2 separate regions of the Homo sapiens genome follow, and region 2 is linked to region 1. A link is an interaction called in ENCODE POLR2A ChIA-PET data of the cell type or tissue named here. Cell type or tissue: PC-3. All regions are shown on one strand.

What was found. Peaks named below come from ENCODE experiments on the same cell type or tissue, not always from the same donor. Only the 100,000 strongest peaks of a DNase experiment are listed, where the experiment ranks them.
Region 2: POLR2A ChIA-PET joins it to region 1 with 52 read pairs; 2 of 35 experiments call an interaction of 5 or more read pairs at or near these places.

The regions. Positions count from the first base shown.
Region 1 is chr10:234,351-242,350 of GRCh38, forward strand. ZMYND11 (zinc finger MYND-type containing 11) reads left to right here. Exons shown (of 15, transcript NM_001370100.5): 5 at 2,488-2,565; 6 at 3,235-3,327; 7 at 5,088-5,175; 8 at 5,706-5,761; 9 at 6,543-6,620; 10 at 7,671-7,789. Among named protein-coding and RNA genes, the nearest start is that of ZMYND11, 100 kb to the left of the region's middle. In PC-3, a CTCF peak has its summit at 4,922; a DNase peak (open chromatin) is centred at 4,971; H3K27ac peaks cover 771 bases.
Region 2 is chr10:541,025-549,024 of GRCh38, forward strand. All of the region lies in intron 1 of DIP2C (disco interacting protein 2 homolog C), which reads right to left. Among named protein-coding and RNA genes, the nearest start is that of DIP2C-AS2, 84 kb to the right of the region's middle. RefSeq lists an enhancer at 716-1,216. In PC-3, no CTCF peak of the experiment used is centred here; a DNase peak (open chromatin) is centred at 6,027; H3K4me3 peaks cover 364 bases; H3K27ac peaks cover 1,063 bases.

The DNA of each region.
Region 1 (8,000 bases):
GGGACCACAGAGCCTAGAGCTAACATCCAGAGGGGAAGGGATTCCTGCCTTGTTGAAATGATGGAAGGCTGTGCATGATATTTAGTGAATATTAAAATTATATTTCAGCGCTACATAACAGTGTTGGTTGTATCTTTCCTTTGAATAATATGTTTCCTATTAAAGGAACTATAACCCCACTGATAGTATTACAAGACTTCTAACCTGGTGTAGATTGCTATTATGTCTGAGTTTAGATAAATTCATATTTTAATGACATTGATATTTGAAATCAGTTTTAATAGTGCACCCAGAGTTTGAGTTGGCATGAGAGAAGGCCATGTAGCTAGAAGCATGTGTTTTTATTCTCCTTTTAAGAAGAATGTACATTTTATAAGCGCCAAGAACAACGTAGCAATCTCCAGCCTTCTTACGTTTTCTCTTCCCTGTATCTGACAGTTCATCAAACTGCTTACTTAGTACAGAAAGCAGTGCACCGAAGCATGTCCATACTAGTAAGTAGCTGATTGATTGTGCTTCAGATCCAGGGAGAGCGCCTTCTGCAGTCCTGTGAGACATGCAGAATGCAAAAATGGAGGATCATTTTTTACTGTGGTCTAGTGTACAAGAGGTGCCCGCTAGTATTTCGCAAATGTGTGTGTGTGTGTGTGTGTGTGTGTGAAAAGCACTGGGGATCTTGTTAAAAAGGAGAGTGGTTTTAAGTGTTCTCACTACAAAAACCAGTTAGCTCTATTTCGCCATTGCACGTATTTCAAAACATCACATTGTACACCATTAAGTATATATAATTTCATTTTGTCAATTAAAATTTTTACAAAGTTTTTTAAAGAGTGGCTAACCAATGCTGCTGACTAAACAAATTTAATAACTAGAGTTCAATGTTTGTTTAAAGTTTTATCTCTCAACAGTGCCTGTGGCCAAATACTGTGCTAATAAATTGCTTGAGTGAGTTCTTCATATCCTCCTTCATGTGGCTGTGTCACTCATTTTAAATTCAGTTAAGTTCTTCTGTTAGTTTTCAAACAGAGAATTCTCAAGTTATATCAATTTGTCTCCCCCCGCCCCCACCAGAAAAAAAGATTATAAACCCAGGGCTCAGGAAATTTCATTGCACTTTATATTCCATATCTATGCCATGGACACTCTGTCTTGGCCATGCGTCAGTCACCTGAGGAATAAACAAATGAACAAGCAAATACGAATCACAGGCCCTGCCACCAGAAGTCACAACCCAGATGCTCAGCGAGTGAAGCCCAGCCACGTTGTATAAAAGTTTAGTCCATATCTCTGATGCGAGGCCAGGGTTGAGAAGAACTGCTCTGTAATTGGCGTAAACGGAGCAGCTGTGGGCACAGGCCACAAAGCGGCATAAGGAGAGGGCACTGACTGCGTTGCCAGAGAACCTAGGTGAGAAGTGGGGTCAGGAAGGTGCAGTGCAGACATGAGGTAAATGAAATTCAGTTTAGTTTCTCACTAATAAAATGTGTTTCCACTTGTTATTTAGATATTTTATGTGTTTATAAACAGTGTACGTACGTATAATCAATTCACTTAAGCCCTAGCTAAAAGTTCTCAGTTATGTGAGAAATATTTGTCCTTTCCTCTACTGTATTTAGTGTACTGAAGTGACTTCCTATGCTTACAGTTCTTTCAGGAAGAATTATACCATTGGGCAGAGAATCATTATCTAGTGACCTGAAAAAGTTAAAGCATCTATTAAAATAGTGGCCACACCCACTCATTTCCTCTGCAGTATGAACTGATGATGTTCGCGTGCCTGGAGTTTTGCCTTTGCTTCCTTTAGGCTGTTGTAATATCAGGGACTTTGACTAAGGAAATAGGCACACTTGTCCTTGTTTCCTAGCTGTTTAGAAATAACATGCGTAGAATCCTATTTTTTCTTCATGTGAAGTTAGACTTTTTTGGTGCAATAAATTGAGGAACCTAATTAGCTTGCAGGCTAGACTAAGAGTTGGAGTTATTACTGAGTAGATCCATGGTGCTCAGAAATGGAGATGTTAGTATGCAGCTGCGCTGTGCAAAGTGAGTGACACAGATTTTTAAAATTACCTTTTAAACGAAGAATAATGTTGTATTGAAATTCACCATTCATTATTGCTAATTTAAGATGTTCCCTCAAAGGACTTAGGCCATTGATATTGTTTGTAAAATAAGCGATTATCCCTTATGTCTATTATTTGTTTATCTAAAAATTAAGTTTTAAAATACCAAGAAAAGAAAAAATATATAATCCTGTAAGGATATTATATCAGGTACAACATAATATTTTAAAGTTCTCACCTTGTTACATTAGATGCTGTTTTTTTTATGCAAATGTCAAAGATTTCTGTCAGATATGTTGGAAAAAGAGCACTTTTAGTAAACTCTTTGCATACTATCTAAGTGTTTCATATATGTCTTTTACATGAATATAGACATAAGAATGATCAGATTTTGTACCTTTTTTTATTCTTTTTTTTTCAATAGAGCATTAAGAAGAAGAATACAAACAAACAGGAGATGGGCACATACCTCAGATTCATTGTCTCCCGCATGAAGGAGAGGGTGAGTCCTGCTCAGGGAATCTTTCAAAATATCCCAAAACACATTTTACTATGGTTCATTCTTTCAAAGTTGAATGATCGAGAAGTAACAAATATGTACATAGCAATATGAAGTGTGGAGAGCACCCCGTCATGTCATATTTCTTTTTTGCAGTAAACAGTTCTATAACAGGCAGTTAGATTTTCTTGTTTTGTCTGTTTTGGACATAGACATTTTGACATAAGCTACATGAGATTAGAAACATTTACATTTTTGAATTTCATTCATCAGAATGAACATTTTCATTGATGATGACTCTTTAAAATGAAAGGCAATTTTTCAAAATAACTATTCTATCACAACTTTAAGGAATGTCATATTAAACTATATAGTAGTATATGTACATTTTTTCTGTTAAGTTTTAAAGTACTTCCTCTGAGATTTTGCTTTAAAGGTAGAAAATATTGGCCGGGCGCCGTGGCTCCCGCCTGTAATCCCAGCACTTTGGGAGGCCAAGGCAGGAGGATTGCTTGAGCCCAGGAGTTCAAGACCAGCCTGGGCAAGATGGCAAGACCCTGTCTCTACAAAAATAAAAAATAAAAAGGTAGAAAATATTTTGAGCTTTAGGAATTGATGTCTTACCTGCCTTCCTTTAACCACATTTAAATTGATGTACTAACACCCTCTTAGGCTATAGATCTTAATAAAAAGGGGAAGGACAATAAACACCCGATGTACAGGAGGCTGGTGCACTCAGCTGTGGACGTTCCCACCATTCAAGAGGTAAAGTCGGTTTCTTTTATTTCCACTTCAAGTACATTTTCTTAACTAACAAGTTAAAGAATAATGTAGCAGTTAAGCAGATTTTGGTTGCTCTTCTTTCCTTGAAAGTGTACTTTTTTCCACTTCCTAAAACAAAAGACAGGCATAACTACCAAATGAAGCATTATTAATTTGTAAATTTCATGTGCTTACTCTAATGCAAATTAGGTGTCATCTTTAAAAGGCCTGGTTTTAAAGATGAGCAGCTTGTAGCTTCTTGATCCTTGTTGATTTAAGAAAATGCCTTACAGCCTGGGCAATTTAGCATTTCAGATGTAAAGAATGTTTTCCAGGTTTAGCAGTGGTACCTGAGAGTTCCTCTCAGAAAAAAAAGTAAAGCATAGAACTGATCTGCCGTCTTGGGAAACAATAAAATGAACAAAAAAAATTATGATTAGAAAAGTTAATTATTCTTAAAGGTCTTAATTTTACCAACTATAGCTGAGGATTGTTAGTTTGTTCACGTCCAGTAACAAATTGCAACAACATCCAGTAGAACACGTAGACATATTTGCAGTCAGGGTTACTGAATTACTGATTTTGCACCTCATGTGTCATGTTGGAAATTTAAAATCTTAACGCTTGGTCATTATAGCCTATAGGGAGACCACAGGAATAATTTTAAATCATCTTACAAGTTTCTTTTCTTTTTTTTTTTGAGACGGAGTCTCACTCTGTCGCCCAGGCTGGAGTGCAGTGGTGTGATCTTGGCTCACTGCAAGCTCTGCCTCCCGGGTTCACGCCATTCTCCTGCCTCAGCCTCCCGAGTAGCTGGGACTACAGGCGCCCGACACCACGCCCACCTAATTTTTTGTATTTTTAGTAGAGACGGGGTTTCACCGTTTTAGCCAGGATGGTCTCGATCTCCTGACCTCGTGATCTGCCCGCCTCGGCCTCCCAAAGTGCTGGGATTACAGGCGTGAGCCACCGCGCCCGGCCACAAGTTTCTTTAGTACCCAAGAAAGACTGTGGCTGTATTATTTCAATATAAGATAAGGGTAAATGAAGGTTTTTCCCTTAAAGTAACTGGTAAATCCTGGAACAAAACCAAGTAGTTTTAATTTTACCTCCTACCCCCAGCCATAGCCCCTTCTAAACTGTAAGACCTCTACAGAATATGTAAGAACCCAGACGCCCCTTCTTCCCCACTGCCTTTACTCATGCAGGTTCCTTCCTGTTGAAATCCTCTAAGATTTGTCACAGACAGGGACACCTGAGATGTTATTTTAAAATTATTTATAAACCAATTCCTAGCCCCAATTCAGAACTATAAATATATCTTAGTAGTTATGGTAAACTGTCACAGAGGCTAACAGTTCTGTTTTCAATCTCGATCCTCCTGTGTTGTAAAGAATGACAGGTGTGTGCTTAGGGTCTCACCGCCCACACTGGCCCAAGCATTCGTGCACTACCAAGCTTAGCAGCAGCTTTCTACATTATTGTCAAATGAGATGTTCAAGCCATTAAAGTTCACTCTGATAAATTAATGTAGTGTCTTTGTGGCTGCGGGATATCTGACCTGCCATGCTTCATTATACTATATTATTAAAACCGCAGGTGGCGTTGTTGGCTTCTTTTACACACATTCTCTGTCAATACTGTGGGATGGCAGTAGTCATCCTGATGTCATCCTAGAAAAGACTGCTTGTCCTGTGAACTTAGTCCAGACAAGTATTTTTACTGGTAACTCTTTTCGTCATTCTGTTTTTTGCCCTCTGCAGAAAGTGAATGAAGGGAAATACCGAAGTTATGAAGAGTTCAAAGCTGATGCCCAATTGCTTCTCCACAATACCGTGATTTTCTATGGAGGTTGAATATTTTTGTTTTTTTTGTATGCATTTTTAAACACACCATTTACATTCCATGTTGAACACTATCTTTTATAAAACATTACTTTCAAAGAATTAATACCTTAATGATCTACAAGTTTAGAGTATAAGGTTAGGAATATCTGGTGATATAGATTATAGAATGGACTGGCCAAAAACAAAATCATAGTATACTAAATGATGAAAACACAATTACTCTTTACAGTTTTATATGTATTTGTTTTAGCTGAGAGGTTTTTAATAAGCACTATGATTAATTCTGATCATTTCCCCACTAGTACCACATCATCCAAAGGTAAGGTCATTCTCTATACCCTGAGAATTAGTGGTTGTATTGGATGGAAAACAAAAGCTGCCTGTGTAATTTTATTTTGCTATCGTTATTTTAAATGGACATTTTGGTTTGAAATGGTAGATGTCTACTTTTGCAAACTGAAAGAAAAGGATAGTAACTTTGAGTCTTGTATTTGCAGACTATTGCTTATAGGTAATATCTATTTTTAATTACAGCAGACAGTGAGCAAGCTGACATTGCGAGGATGCTATATAAAGACACATGTCATGAGGTACTATTCATTGCCCAATAGTTATACTCTTTCTATAACTGAAATTAATTTATTTCAGGATTCCACTCTTATCTACATTTTAGTTGTGCCATTTCCTTTAAATGTCTTTTATTGCCGGGCGTGGGGGCTCACGCCTGTAATCCCAGCACTTTGGGAGGCCAAGTTGGGCGGATCACGAGATCAAGAGATCGAGACCATCCTGGCCAACATGGTGAAACCCTGTCTCTACTAAAAATACAAAAATTAGCTGGGTGTGGTGGTGTACGCCTGTAGTCCCAGCTACTCGGGAGGCTGAGGCAGGAGAATCGCTTGAACGTGGAAGGTGGAGGTTGCAGTGAGCCAAGATTGCGCCACTGCACCCCAGCCTGGTGACAAAATGAGATTCTGTCTCAAAACAAAACAAAAAAAGGTCTTTTATTTTCATGTTTGACATACATGAGGCAAAGGTAAGGACTGCTGTGATTGGCAGCAGATATTGTTACCTTCCTGAGGAATATTCAGTCTGAAGTGCTAACCAGTGAGGTCCGGGCAGGGCCCAGTCAGACCAGCCTCAGCTTCTGTTCCAACTGTGGCCTGAGACCAGCGACATGGTTCTAAGAGGACAGTGACAGGGTCTTCCAGTACCATTTATTGAAAACTTTAAAATTTAGGCTTAAAAGATTAAGAAACAAAATTCAACACTATTTATATACGTGAATGTTAATTTACATGGATACATTTTATATAGTTTAATGTGTATGTATATTTTATGTAGGCTAAAGTAGTTTCTTTTCTTTTTCAGCTGGATGAACTGCAGCTTTGCAAGAATTGCTTTTACTTGTCAAATGCTCGTCCTGACAACTGGTTCTGTTATCCTTGTGTATGTGAAATTTTTACCTCAAGTGTGTAACATACAGCTCTAAGGAAGTTTATTTCCAGTTTGGTTAAAGATTATAATTTTCTTCCTAAATTTTTAAAATATCATAGTATATATGGGTTTAATGAGTATAAACAACTGAAAAAAAGTAACAGGGCTTGTTATCCATTTCTGATTTTAAAATGAGATACTGAATAAAAATAAATATTGGGTCCTTTTTCTTTTTGAGACAGGGTCTCACTCTGTCGCCCAGGCTTGAGTGCAGTGGTGTGATCTCAGCTCACCGTAGCCTTGACCTCCTCCAGGCTCAAGTGATTCTCCCACCTCAGCCTCCAGAGTAGCTGGGACCACAGGCACACGCCACCACACCTGGCTAATTTTTGTATTTTTTGTAGAGATGGGGTTTTACCATGTTGCTCAGGCTGGTCTCAAACTCCTGAGTTCAAGCAGTCCTCCCGCCTCGGCCTTCCAAAGTGCTGGGATTACAGGCATGAGCCACCACACCCAGCGTCTGGGTCCCTTAATAAAGTGAATTTTTGTTTCTCCTTTCATCCTTTCACAAGAGACCTAAGGCTTTGCCTTTGTCTGTAGCTGTATAATTTCCCCAAAATAATACAGCTTCAAACCGTGCACTGACAAAGGGAATTCTGAGCATTCTTGGCCGGCAGCCTTGGCTGCCTGAGAGAAGCCAGCCCTGTGAAGACAGTACTGTGCCAGCCTAAAATTTCCCCATTTCTAACAAATTCCCAGGGGTGCTGGAGCTGCTGGCTCCCCAGCTGCACTTGGCCAAGCGGGTGCTCTTGTTTGCCACCGTCATACATGTGGATGGCCTTGCTCCAGTCCCGACCTCTTCTGAGGAATAAGGTTCATGTTGGCACTCTGATGCAAATATAAAATCAGTCAATCCCAGAAAAAAAATCTCGTATGTGTTTAGGAGTTATGAAAGAAATATTTTAGAAATAATGGATTATATGTGACTAGTTTAATATTAATGGTACACTTGCATTTAATACTTTAAAAGTAATATAACAAGGTAAAACATTTAATTTCCAGATACCTAATCATGAGCTGGTTTGGGCTAAAATGAAAGGTTTTGGGTTTTGGCCAGCCAAAGTCATGCAGAAAGAAGACAATCAAGTCGACGTTCGCTTCTTTGGCCACCACCACCAGAGGTAATTTGTGATCCCATGTTCAGCGGTCACAGCTGTGCTTATGAAGTCCTTAAGAAAGTTTGATGATTTCTCCATCAGAGATGCATGAAGTTTATTTTAAATTGGAAAAAAAAAACACATTATGCATCCAAGAATACGTTCCAAGATAAATTGTTTCCAGATATTTTTCAGATATTGTGTACTAAACAGGAATTTTTAATAACTGACACTG
Region 2 (8,000 bases), 310 kb after region 1:
GCTGGGGAGCCACAACACCCGATGCTGGGGAGCCACAACACCCGATGCTGGGGAGCCACAACACCCGATGCTGGGGAGCCACAACACCCGATGCTGGGGAGCCACAACACCCGATGCTTGGGAGGCACCTGGGCAGGAGCTGAGAATGTACCAAACACGTTCTACCACGCAACATTCATGGACCCTGAGTCCGGCCACCACCGCCGACATCCACTCTGGCTGAGGTGTCCTCTGTCACAGACACACACACCCTGCCGAGGACAGTGCACAGGTTAAATGTCAAAGCACAGACATGCTCAGGTCCAGCTGCTCAGCCAAAAGCAAAAACACATTTCCCAGACACCACAGCTTGACCTTCCACCTGACCACACCCATCTCTCCTGCACCCCACATCGTGACCCTCCACCCGACCACACCCGTCTCTCCTGGACCCCCCCGAGTGACCCTCCACCCCCATATCTCTCCTGGATCCCACAGCATGACCCTCCACACTGACCACACCCATCTCTCCTCGACCCCACAGTGTGACCCTCCACCTGAACACCCCCATCTCTCCTGGATCCCACAGCGTGACCCTCCACATGACCACACCCATCTCTCCTGGACCCCACAGCGTGACCCTCCACCCGACCACACCCGTCTCTCCTGGAACCCCAAGAGTGACCCTCCACCTGACCACCCCCATCTCTCCTGGATCCCACAGCATGACCCTCCACACTGACCACACCCATCTCTCCTGGACCCCACAGCGTGACCCTTCACCTGACCACACCTGTCTCTCCTAGACCCCACAGCATGACCCTCCACCTGACTGCACCCTGTCTAGTGCATCCCTGCACCTGTCTCTCGGCCCCCCTCACCTCACTTCCTCACCTTCTCGTCGGGTCAAGCACCAACAATCCGCTGTGTGCCTGGTGCACTGAGCCTTGTCAGGGGCCTCTGGGCCGCGTGCCAGGACACGCCCCTGGGGACTCCCAGTGCACACGTTGGTCTCCTGCACACTTGGCTCTTCTATCTGCGGGAGCCGGCACCCACCCCTACAACTGACTGCACTCTCAGAAAAGTCCCAGAAGACCCCTCACCAACCCAGCAACACCTTGAGGCCACATCCCACTTGCCTGCTGGCTCCTGAACCTCCCCCACCCTGTGACGGCTCACTCCCTCCTGAGCTCCTTCTGCTCCCTGCCTGCCTCTGCGAGTTACCTCCTGGGCGATGCCAGGTGACGGTAACATCAACCAGGAGGCACTGCTGAGAAGCAGAAAGCATGGTGCAGTGCCCAGAACGTCATGTCCCTCAACAGATGCTCTATGTCTTCTCCTCCTCTCCTGGCAGAGCTTTGCTGTAGGAAGAAGGCCATTCCTCCAGTGCTGCTACTTCCAACACTGGGGAAAACAAGCTTCAGAAAGGAACGGTGTCAAAGAGGCAGGACCCACCAGCAGGACTGCCAGCGGCCAGACGACCACAGCCCCAGCATTCCCCAGCCACTACGGCCGACAGCCCAGGCTCCAGAAATGCACAGCTTCAACCTTCAGAGTAAAAACCCTCCCAAGCCAACTATTTCTTCAACAATCGGATTGGGGAATGGAGGGTTCTAACCCTGCCCCTCTCTATACCACAGATCATCAGATCCCAGTTCTTATCAGATTGGGAAGTGGGGGGTTCTGACCCTGTCCCTCTCTATACCACAGGTCATCAGATCCCAGTTCTTATCGGATTGGGGAGTGGGGGGTTCTGACCTTGTCCCTCTCTATACCACAGGTCACCAGATCCCAGTTCTTATCAGATTGGGGAGTGGGGGGTTCTGACCCTCCCCCCTTCTCTATACCACAGATCATCAGATCCCAGTTCTTACGGGATTGGGGAGTGGGGGGTTCTGACCCTGCCTCTCTATATACCACAGATCATCAGATTCTAGTTCTTTTCTAAGCCCAGCACTTTGCTTCTGCCACATGCAGTCATCCTCAGCACCAGGAAAAGTCAAACATTGAGTGATGACGATGACACCAATACCAAAAGTCAGAAACATTGAGTGATGATGATGACACCGATACCAACACATGCGGCTCTGGCAGCTTTGGTAACTCGCTGCACAGATACAACTGGACAGCAGTGAGATCCATGGACATCACCAGTCTTCGCAAGGATCGTGTTCCTGAATCTTCTGCGTTAGGAATAACCGTCTCCTTTGCAAGGGCTGAACCATGCTTCCCACTCGCCTGTCCTCTGCCTTCACCAGCTTTGTGCGCATTTCCGGGCAAGTGTCTGTGCAGGTGCCATCACTGATTTCAGTAGCGAGAACGTACACAGACACCACACAGAAATGGGTAACCCTGTTAGGAGCTGTGCAGGGAGATCTAACTCATCAGATGTGCCAAATTCCTGTTGCCATGGAAATTAAACTGACGTTGCCGTGACCACATCTCTTACTGCACCACTAAAGACCATCTGGGTAAGAGGAAAGTGCTTCTGCAGAGCATTCAGCTCACGTTTACATGTCCGTTTTCCCTGAATACGGTTGTTACGTGAGATAGAAATCAGTAAGATAGGCTGTAACATATAGTATGGATCGTTGTGTCTCCTAGGCTCAAACACATCCTTTAAGATCCTCAGAAAATGAAGTTTAACTCTCTGGGGACATGAGTTACATAGTAACATGTTTTGGATACAGTCTCTTTCGCATTCTAAATATCAACACCAAATAAGTTCTTTAGTTTCTTTTTACATTGAAAAGCATTTACAAACCATAAAATCCCCCATATTAAAGGGTACAATTCAGTCTTTTTAGCATATTCTCAAAGCTGCACAACAATCACCACTAGTATTTAATTCTGGGACTTTTTCACCACCCGCAAAAGAAACCTTGAATCCATTAAGAGTCAGCACCTGCTGCTTCCTTCCGCCAGCCCCTGGCAATCGCCAGCCGACTTCTGTTTCTCTGGATTTGCCCACTCTGGACGCCTGTCGTGAGTGGGCACATAGTGCGTGACCTTTGACGTGACCTTTGGTGCCAGCATCTTTCACGTTCAAGGTGACTGGTATCGTACAGTGCGTGACCTTTAGCATGACCTTTGGTACTGCCATCTTTCACATTCAAGGTGAGTGGAATCGCACAGTGCGTGACCTTTGGTGTGACCTTTGGTGCCGGCATCTTTCCCGTTCAAGGTGAGTGGAATTGCACAGTGCTTGACCTTTGGTGTGACCTTTGGTGCTGGCATCTTTCACATTCAAGGCTCATTGGAGCACATGTTCTTTTGTTCCTTTTTACGGCTGAGTGATACTCCATTGTGTGCAAATTTTCTTTATCCACTCATCTGTTGACAGACATCTGGGCTGTTTCTACTCACTGTTACGAATAATGCTGCTATGAAGATTCTTGCATAAGATTTTTTTGTAAAAACGTTTTCAGTTTTCTTGGGCATATGCCTGGGAGTGAAATTGCTGGGTCGTACAGTGATTTTATGCTTAACTTTTCTGAGGAACTGCCAGACTTTTCCAAAGCAACTGTACCATTTTCCTTCCCCTCCCACTAGCAATATATACAGATTCCAATTTTCCCATCTTCACCAACATGTCACCGTCCAGTACTGGGGTTTTACCCATCCCAGTGGTTGTGAAGTGGTATCTCACGGTGGTTTTCATTTTCATTTCTAAGATGACTAATTCTGTTAAATATCTCATGTGCTTTTTAAGGCATTTATGTATCTTTCTTTGGAGAATGTCTATTCAAATCCTTTGTCCATTTTTAAATTGGATTTTCTTTTCATTGCTGAGTAAGTTTTTAAAGATATTCTTGATATCAGGCCCTTATTGGGATAATGTGTCTTGTTCTGTGGGTTGTGTCTTTTTACTTTAATAGTAACCTCTGAAATGAACATTTTTAATTTTGATACTGTCTTTTCCCCTTCAGTTGCTTGTTATGCTTTAGACATCTCATCTAAGGAACCATTGCTTAATTCAACGTAACAGTTTCACCTGGATTCTCCCCTAAGGGTGTAATGAGCTGAACTGTGTCCCCGCAAGATTCCCATGTTAAAGCCACAACCCCTAGAAACTCAAAATGTCACAGGGCCTTTAACGTGACAATTTAGGTCCCATAAGATCTTAAGAGTAGGCCCTGATCCAACATGACTGGTGTTTTCCCTTTTTTTTTTTTTTTTTTTTTTTGAGTTTCACTCTCTCTGTCCAGGCTGGAGTGTAGTGGCATGACCTCAGCTCACTGCAACCTCCGCCTCCCAGGTTCAAGCAATTCTCCTGCCTCAGCCTCCTGGGCAGCTGGGACTACAGGCACCTGCCACAACGCCCAGGTAATTTTTGTAGTTTTAGTAGAGATGAGGTTTCACTGCTGATCTGTAACTCCTGACCTCAGGTGATCCACCCACCTCGGCCTCCCAAAATGCTGGGATTACAGGTGTGAGCCACCACGCCCAGCCATGACTGGTGTTCTTATAATAGAGAATTTAGACACACAGAGTCCTCAGTGCTGCACACACATAAGAGAAACCCATGAGGACACAGAGAAGACGCCGTCTACACAGAATGGGGTGAGGACCCGGAGGATCGAACCCTGCCTGCACCTTGACCCCAGGCTTCCAGCCTCCAGAACAAAGGAAATAAGATGCTGTTTAAGCCTCACAGTCTGCGGTGTCTGTTACGGTACCCAGCAGACTGACAAAATGGGTCTCACAGTATCGACTCTTACACTGGATCCATTTTGAGCTATTTTTTTGTGTAGGGTGAGGGAGGGTGCAGTCCATCCTTTTCCATGTGGATATCCAGTTGTCCCAGCACCACTAAGTTGCGAAAGGAAAAAAGTAAAGCAACCCCTTACAACCTTTCTCCATCAACAGATTAGAAGGTACACTGAAGAATCATGGACAATTTGTTGTCGGTTTAAGCCGGTGGTTTTCAAACTTTTGGGTCTCAGGAACCCTTTACAGTTTATTAAAGATCACAAAAAGCTTTCTCATGAGGCCGGGCATGGTGGGCTTATGCCTGTAATCCCACCCAGCACTTTGGGAGGCCAAGGCAGATGGGTCACTTGAAGTCAGGAGTTCCAGACCGGCCTGACCAACATGGTGAAACCCCATCTCTACTAAAATAATAAAAATTATCCGGGCTTGGTGGTGGGTGCCTGTAGTCCCAGCTACCTGGGAGGCTGAGGCAGGAGAATCACTTGAACCCGGGAAGCAGAGGTTGAAGTGAGCCGAGGTCACGCCACTACACTCCAGCCTGGGTGACAGAGCAAGACTCTTAAAAAAAAAAAAAAAAAGTAACAAATTTATTTTAAAATAATAAAGTCATTACATGTTAATAAACAGCACAGTCTTAAAGAAAAAACCATTTTCCAAAATAAGCAGCAGTGTGGCAACAGTTTGTGCTGCTGTGAGAACACCTAACGCCTCTCTGCACCTCGGACAGCAGGGTTCTCATGCCTCCATCTGCGTTCAGTGGGCTGCAGAACTCTGGTTGAAGTTTATGAAAAATGTCTGATCCCATGCTATATACAGTTAGGAAGAAGTATTTTTCACTGTGCTTTCACATAGTTTTAGGTATTCTCTGCTGCCAAATGTCACAAGCGGCACTTCCATGCAGGCTGTCTGCAACGCAGAGTCTGGACCCTGGTCGACGGGCCTTTCTGCCCCAATTCCTTTTAAGCGGACTGGTCTGTCCTGCACTTGAGTGGCTCTTTTACCAGCACACGATTTTGTAACTGGTTAGAAAACACTGGTTCAGAGTTATGAGCAGCTTCCACATTTCATTATGTCAAAAAAAAAAATCACATCAATATCACCACTGATCACATGAGAAAGTGGCAGACACAAGATTTGTATATTTTAATATTCACTGGAAAGCTCCAATGGCTATCATTGGGAATAACGTAAGGTATTTTCCTTGAGATGAAAGAATCAATTTGTTCATTTTTCAGGCCACACCTGCAAATACCTATCTCTTAAGTGGCAGAGTTTGTAAGTCATTCTTTAGATAAAGAAGGCCATTAGTGGAAGAAGCGGTTCTGCAGGTTCATGGGAGAGCACTTGGTGCCTCTGAGCTAAGATAACCATCAAATCCTCGGAAGACGCACCTCTGCATACTTCCTGTTTCTCATTCAGAACATTCCAGAGGGAACCCGGAATCCCGGTGCTGCAGCGGGACTGAAGTTTGCTCTCACCCACACAATAAACCCAGGGAGCTCCCCCAGCCCCCATCGCGAGGCCACAGCCTTGGTCCTCTGATCCAGGAGGGCTCCTGCAGCTCCAGCCTACAGGGAGAAGCATGCACCCACACATCAGAAAGCCCTCCCAGGCCCAGCGAGCACTTCTGCTTATGTGCCAGCCAAGTGTGTGTAACAGGGCCACAGCCAGCTGTGAGGCAGGCAGTGAGGTACCCAGCAAATACTCAGGGCTCACATCACTGAGAAGGAAGGAAGGTTGACAGCGAAGTACCCAGCAAATACTCAGGCCTCATGTTACAGAGGAGGAAAGCAGGCAGACAGTGAGGTACCCAGCAGGGTTCACATTATCCAGGAGGAAGGGAGGGTGGAGAAAAAGGGGCTGGAACAGTCTCTGTCATGAGCTTTAGCATTTACAAGGCTTGCTGAAGATTATCCGATTTGATCTTCACAATAGCTCACAAGATAGGCAGAGGCATGACTTTTCAGAGATCCAGAGAACTGATGATGACCACGTGCTTTTCCCACAGGCTCCCAGAAATCATCCTCAAATCATCTCTCAGTTTATACATGTGATAAAATCTCAGTCACGTCCCCTCTCTGCAGGGGGATTTTAACGCTGCCCTGCTGTTCCATCGCACCCCTGCCCTCTCCTGCATTTCATCCATGCCCACCATCCCTGGGGAGCCCACACCACCCCACCCGCAGCTGCTGATGGCTTGGGTCACCCTTATCTCTCATTTCCACCTGCAGGGACCTGTTCTGCCTTCAAATGCAGCTCAAACCCACTCATTGTGTGAAGCCTTTTTCAGCCATCACAACTGTCACATGTAAAAGCAGTCTGCAATGCTTCATTTAGGAGGTGCTTGTGTTGCCTCATTGGCTGTGATCAGGACCAAATTCTGAGCAAACCAGGTGGTGTGGTGGTCCCCTGTCCCCACCTCTGCCCCAGTGCACCTAAAACAAGGATTCCTGGAAGCACCTTTTCAGTCCAATTCACACGAGTCTGCCCCACCCCCCCCCCCACAGGAAAGCCCTGGTGGTCAGGGCTCAGGGCCCCCAGGTGGGTAAGGAGAGCTTGGTGCCCTCTCTGGAGTTGTCGCCCAGAGACCTACGGCTGGAAGGGAAGAAACTTGCATCCTGTGAAACATCCAGCCCCGAGACCCACTCAGGAGCAGAAGACGGGAAAAGAGCATCGAACAGCCCCTCGGGAGGGCAGTCAGCAGGAGCCGCGGAGGCCACCGGGATGGAGGGAGGGAGGGAGGGAGGGAGGCAGGCAGGCAGGCAGTGAGGCCAGAGGTGATGTGGCCAGGAGGGAGGGAGGGAGGCAGGCAGGCAGGCAGGCAGGCAGCGAGGACAGAGGTGATGTGGCCGGGAGGGAGGTGATGTGGCCAGAGGTGACGTGGCAAGGGTTATGGGGGTGACATGGTGTGGTGGGGGGAGGAGATGTGGCCAGAGGTGATGTGGCCGGGGGAGGAGACATGGCTGGAGGGAAGCGACAAGAGGGGTCTCCAGGCCTCAGACTGTGGAGCTTTCACGCTCGCACAACCTCACAGACTGTGCCTGATTTATGGATGACATTTTAATTAAGATGTTACATCTAACTTTAAAGAAAAGTAGTTATTTAGAACCATTGTGTATGTTTAAAGCACGGTACAAATATAGCACATTTCCCAAACCAAAGAACAGTGCATTGCAGGAAAAAATAGCAGCTCACAAAAAAAAAAAAAAAAAAAAAAAAAAAGTGAGTAAAGAAAAAATTCATTTAAGATCAGAAATAAAGATCCTACAGCTCTTCTAGTCCAATCCCCCACCCTAACGTGAATGGGG